Linked DNA regions of Homo sapiens: region 1 is linked to region 2. Evidence: chromatin contacts called from ENCODE Hi-C or POLR2A ChIA-PET data. All regions are on one chromosome and are shown on one strand. The core of a region is the stretch at or near the end of the contact, and the rest is flanking DNA. Distances in the headings are between cores, read along the strand shown.

Region 1 (3,019 bases), core at 497-2,996, 240 kb after region 2:
ACAACAAAACGAGACTCCTGAAGGACTATCTCAATGACCCGCCCCATCCTCAAATAGAATGGCTTTACAGAGTCCTTCTTTCCTCAATATGAAAAACTGTTAGAAATTGTACAAGTTAGCTGAGTGGCTCTTTTTTGAAATCACACCTTGATAAGCCTCTGGTAGCAATAATTCTTTTTTTTTTTTTTTTTTTTTTTTTTTTTTTTTTGTTGAGATGGAGTCTCGCTCTGTCACCCAGGCTGGAGTGCAGTGGCACAATCTCGGCTCACTGCAACCTCCGCCTCCTGGGTTCAAGCTATTCTCCTGCCTCAGCCTCCCTAGTAGCTGGGAGTACAGACATGTGCCACACCCAGCTAATTTTGTATTTTCAGTAGAGATGGTGTTTCACCATGTTGGCCAGGCTGGTTTCGAACTCCTGACCTCAGGTTATCCACCCGCCTCGGCCTCCAAAAGTGCTGGGATTATAGGCGTGAGCCACCGTGCCTGGCCTGGTAGTAATAGTTCTTATAACCAGTCTCTGAATTTTCTAACTCTACTGTAGAGTGTTGAATTTGACAGACCCTAGGGTATTTTTTTAAGATAAATGGTAAAAAATACAAATGACATGATAATGCTGGGTTTTATTCATTTAATCTAAGTAGTAAAAATAATTAATTTTTAAAGGGAATTTGAAAAAGAAAAAGCAGCTGTCATCATTTTAAAGTCCCATTATTGATTTACTAAAAAGTAAGGAACATATACTTCCATTACTGCCAGATATCAATTGGAAATTGTTATATGGGGTATGTATATCACCATCTACATGAGCAATGTCCAATAGAGCATTCTAAAGTGATAGAAATATTCTACATTACACTGTCCACTTAGTAGCCATTGGCTACTAAACACTCAATATTTTTTAATTTTAATTTTAATTAATTTAAATTTAAATAGCCACATTTGGTGATTATCTATTACGTTGAACAGCACAGATCTATGGATACTACATTTGATAAAGTTTTATATCCATAGTCAGTTTAAAATTGTAGATCTTTAAATTCTGTAATGTATAAGGTAATGCCAGATGCTAACTTTTTCCAGATCATTTGGCCTCAGAGATTTCCTTTCTTGAATAAAATACCATTTTCTGCTTCAAAAAGACCATTTCAACAACTTGTACAGAAATAAAAACAAGTGGCAACAATTAAGCTGAATATTTAAGTATTGTCAGACCAGGTTTATTATCTGCATGTACCAGATCTAATGTGGGATTGGGTTCTTCTGTCTCACTCCAGGATTTATTGAGATATTTATAAAGCTGTTGCAGCCTTCTGTTACTAGAGAGGAAAGAAAAAAAACAACTTTAGGTTACCACATACCATTTCTATTCATGCTGTTCATCCATTTATCAAGCTCTTCCATTTCAATTTCCATAACAGAGGGTGTATCTTCCTCAAAAATAGGGCTAGAAATAGAGAGCAAAAGACTTGTTAGAAAGAAATGTGAAAGATGCCTAATTTCATTTGGAAAGAGACTAGAATGCTGATCCTGAGGAAGATGAACTTGATTCAGTGCCTTATGCTCTAGGGAAGCCTGGGGGCTTGCCCTATTCCAAACTACCAAACTTTAATAGGAAGAAAGGCTACCACACAAACAAACATACATTTATCACAGGTCCAAAAGTGGGGTGCCCACAGGCCCAACAAGTGGACAAAAAAGGGAACCCAGGAGGCTGACTGCTCCCCTGAAGGTGCAAAGTCAAGTCTGCAAGGCTCCCAGGGTGAGGCCCTTCCGGGGAGTTGCCATATGAAGCATTTTAGCCTTGCTTAATTTCACTTCCTGTTCCTTGGGGTTTTTTGATCAGTGCCCCAGGTCAAGAGGCCACTGTCAACAGGCTACAGTTATCACCTGTCCCTTCAATTCCCAGGCCTTTCTCTCTTGGAGAAATGGAGCAGTTGCTTTCAGAAATTCACCGCCCTCACTTGCAGAAGCTCAAAGTGCACAGTCAGGGGACAGAGTCCGTGGTTAGTGGAGATGGGGTTGGGGAAGGATGGACCACCAGCTCTGAAAGCAGCGTAGGCGGTACACTGCGTAGAGGAAGCGATAAAGTTTCTAAACCAGGAGGCTGCTTGGAAGATGGGGAGGATATGGCATCACCCCAGAACATGCTTCTGAGTGGAGGCTTGTTTTTCTCTCTCCCACCCCTCCTTCCCTCCCTCCTCTCCCTTCCTCCTGCTCCTCCCACTCTTCCCTTCTCCTCCTCTCTCTCTCCCATCCCTGGGGGTTCTTGCTGTGTGAACTTCTGCTTCGACCAGGGCTCCCTGCTAAATACCAGCTCAAGTATCTTTCCTGGTGATAAAATTTCTAATCAGAGTAAATGAACCAATGTCCTTGAAATACAGCTAGGGATAGAATATTTAACTGCTATGCACTTGAAATTGGTAGCAGTCAGGATTCTTTTCTGAATGTAGGACAATGAAATAAAACAGATGCCAAGCTGTCTTTGCCCAGATCACACTCACACGCTGGATAGGGTTTGGGGATGCCAGCACATCCTCCCTCAGGCTGCCAAGGATCTCCAACCCCGCCTGGGAAGCAGGAGAGTCCCGCAAGATGTCAGAACAAAAACACCTGAAAAGGCAGCTGTCCACCTTAACAGTTGCTGTTCACACCCCAGGTGGATCAGAAGCAGCAGGGAAAACTTACACTTTCACGTTTTCACTTCCCAGTTCATCTAAAAGGAAATGAACATAAAGGTCATGTTAGCTTTGTTCTTCTGTAACAACTTTTAATTTCAACAACAGCTGAAGTCTCCTTTACAAAGAGAGCAAAATGACATTAAGTAACATTTTTAAAGGAGCGATCATTAACTTAGAGTCAAAGAAGTGTGGATTGCCATATTAAAACGAGGTCCTAATCCGTGTGAAATCTGCTTTCTTTTAGATGTGGATGGTCTGCTGAGAACGCTCACTTCAGACCAGATGTTCATCCGTCTTTATTTTTTACATCCACAAGAAGAGGAAAACATTGGTAAGGAAAG
Region 2 (3,042 bases), core at 327-2,826:
ACATTTAGACAAGGGAAGTAGCTTCTTTGGAGAGATAATTCTTTTCTCACATACATGCCAAGAAGTACCAGAGCAAATAACAATGAGAGGCCTATTCTTTTTACACGTATATGTTCAGATACTTGAGAAATTTTCTAAAAGCATACTTATACTTCCAAAGCATAGTAAGTCTGCACATACATTTATCCCAAGATACACTCTTTATCTCTTTTTGTTGTTACTAAGTAGCAAAATGCTAGCTGCTTGTTAAAAAAAAAGCAAAAACAAAAACCCTAGGTATCCCACATATTATCTGACAGTGCACATAATTACTGTTGAGTGTATACTCCAAATTCTGAGCAAGACATACTATACTAAAACACAAAGTAGGAGAGAAAGACAAGCACATATTAAATATATTTAAATATATGGAAAGCCGCTCTATCTATAAGGTGCTATATGGCCCTCTAGTGTTCAGTGAAGAAACAGATAAATTCTTAAGGAATTGTGTGCTTTTGATATGATGTTTCACAGTAAAAAAAAAAATAATACTTTATAAAATTTTCTATGTATGCTAAACATACTAATATATGATTTTTACAAAAACCTAAATATTTTATATCTTTTGTGATTTTACATCTTTGTGCTTTCTTTTGAATTACTATCCATATTAGAATATCCAGTGAAAGAATTCTGAAATGTTCTTAAAATTTTTCCCACAAATAATTGTAATGCTAAATGAAAAAAAATAGCATTTTAAGAACTAGACAATACTGAATCTAAGGCAAATTTCAAAGAAAAAACAAAAGAATGGGGTCGTGTCTACGAACTAAGTATTTAAACATACCTAATCACAATTCCCTAACCATATTTTCTTTTCTCTGTATTCTACTTCTGATCCATCCAACTTGATTCTTTTTATCATATTAATTTATAGAAAATAGAGATTAATTAAATACACAAAATTATGTCTCTCAGAAGAGAGGCCAAAGATAGAATTGAGATTTCAGGACAAGAGTCAAAGTAAAAGTAGACCCACAAGCAGAAAAGAATCTCACTAATAAGATTGATAAAATTGTAACCACTGGCCAAATGTTTGAAAAATTGATAATACTGTTTAAAGTTGGTGAAATAATAATTTCAAAAGGAACTTACATTTGTTATTATGTTTAAAATATATATATCTTACATTTACTGTTTATATATTGGGGTTTTGTCAGGACAGAGGTGGGAACTGAAATATAAGCAAGATACAAAATTTATCCCCAGCTTTTTCACTCACTTACTAGCGTTAAGCAATTAACATTTTCAAGCTAAACCTTTAGAAGCTACAGGAGGACTCTGTGAAGATTCTATACTTGGCACCAACATCAATCCTTCAAATGTCAAGGAAAGGTAAATTGCCTATGGCATGGAAATTCTGCAAACAACCTTCAAAGTACCACAGAGTCATCTACTAAACCATTAAGAAATAGGATAGAAGGACTCTTAGCAAACTAGGAATAGAGGGGAGGAACTTTCTCAACTTGATAAAGACTACCTATAAAAAGCCTACAGCTAACATCACACTTAAGGATGGAAACTCAAAGCTGTCCTACTAAGATCAGACACAAGGCAAGAATGTCCTCTTTAACCACTGCTTTTCAACATCATAGGGGAAGTCCTAGTTAAAGCACAAAGACAAGAAAAGGAAGTAAAAGATAAAGAGATTAAGAAAGAGGAAATAACACTGTCTTTTTTGGCACATGACATGACCCTCTACATAGAAAATCCTAAAAAATTGACCAAAAAAAAGCAATTATAGCAAGGTTGCAAGATATAAGATTAATATATAATAAGTCAATTATTTTCCTACACACCAGCAATGAAAAAGTGAAATCTGAAATGACAAATACAGTATCATTTACATTAGCAGCCCCCTGAAATAAAATATTTAGGGATGAATCTAATAAAATATGTATAAGATCTACATAATGAAAACTATAAAACTCTGATAAAAAATCAAAGAAGAACTAAATAAATGGAGATATATTCCATGTTCTTGCACAGGAAGACTCAATACTGTCAAGATGTCAGTCCTTGCCAATCTCATCTATAGTTTCAAAGCAATACCAATCAAAATCCCAGCAAGTAACAGATATCAACGAACTGATTCTAAAACTTATATGGAGAGGCAAAAGACCCAGAATAGCCAAAACGATACTGAAGGAGAGGAATGAAGCTGGGAGATAGACACTCTCCAACTTCAAGGCTTACTATAAAGCTACAGTAACCAAGACAGTGTGGTATTGGTGAAAGAATTAAAAGTAGATGAATGGAACAGAATAGAGAGACCAGAATATGGTACAGTGATCTTTGACAATGGAACAAAGGCAGTACAATGTAGAAAAGCTAGTCTTTTCCGCAAATGGTGCTGAACCACCGAACATCCACATGCAAATAAATGAATCTAAACAAAGGCCTTACAACCTTCACAAAATTAACTCAAAATGGATCATAGACATAAATGTAAAGTGCAGAACTATAAAACTCTTAGAAGATAACATAAGAGAAAACCTAAATGGCCTTGGGTATAGACATGACTTTTTGCTGGGGTAGAGTGGTATGATCTTGGCTCACCACATCCTTGATGTCCCAGGCTCAAGCAATCCTCCAACCTCAGCCTCTCGGGTTGCTAAGATCACAGGAACGCACCACCATGCCTGGCTAATTTTGTGCATTTTTTTTTTTTAAGGAGGAGGTCTCAGTATGTTGCCCAGGCTGGTCTCAAACTCCTGGGCTCAAGCGATCCTCCCACCTCAGCCTGCCAAAGTGCTGGGATTATAGGTGTGAGCCATGGCACCCAGCCGGAAATGACATTTTAGATACAACAATACAATACTAACAGCATGATACATGAAAGAAATAATTCATAAGCTGGACTCTACTAAAATAGGAATGTCAGCTCTCTGAAAGACACTGTCAGGAAAATAAGAACATAAGCCACAGACTGGAAGAAAGTATTTGCAAAATGCACATGGGATAAACGATTGTTATCCAAAATATACAACAGTAACAGAACAA

Evidence for each region. Hi-C counts contacts between places; a loop is a spot of excess contacts on that map. ChIA-PET counts read pairs that join two places held with the same protein, here RNA polymerase II (POLR2A). Pooled maps may share reads with other maps.
Region 1: a loop to region 2 is called in a map of psoas muscle, with 2.1 times the contacts of the local background. The contact joins two enhancer-like sites. A Hi-C loop is called at or near these places in 19 of 168 maps with a recorded cell type or tissue (A673, CD4-positive, alpha-beta T cell, CD4-positive, alpha-beta memory T cell and 15 more), 33 of 37 single-sample maps with no recorded cell type and 34 of 50 pooled maps. POLR2A ChIA-PET finds 5 or more read pairs at or near these places in 2 of 52 experiments (activated naive CD4-positive, alpha-beta T cell and naive thymus-derived CD8-positive, alpha-beta T cell).

Annotation. Positions count from the first base shown.
Region 1 is chr4:152,641,730-152,644,748 of GRCh38, forward strand. TMEM154 (transmembrane protein 154) reads right to left here. Exons shown (of 7, transcript NM_152680.3): 4 at 2,686-2,713; 5 at 1,359-1,444. Among named protein-coding and RNA genes, the nearest start is that of TMEM154, 37 kb to the right of the region's middle. RefSeq lists enhancers at 1,485-1,554, 2,700-2,759. Within about 2 kb of position 1,747, at least 6 of the 41 ENCODE cell types and tissues checked have a DNase peak (open chromatin) inside an H3K27ac peak, as active enhancers do.
Region 2 is chr4:152,397,820-152,400,861 of GRCh38, forward strand. All of the region lies in intron 4 of FBXW7 (F-box and WD repeat domain containing 7), which reads right to left. Among named protein-coding and RNA genes, the nearest start is that of FBXW7-AS1, 62 kb to the left of the region's middle. Within about 2 kb of position 1,577, at least 2 of the 41 ENCODE cell types and tissues checked have a DNase peak (open chromatin) inside an H3K27ac peak, as active enhancers do.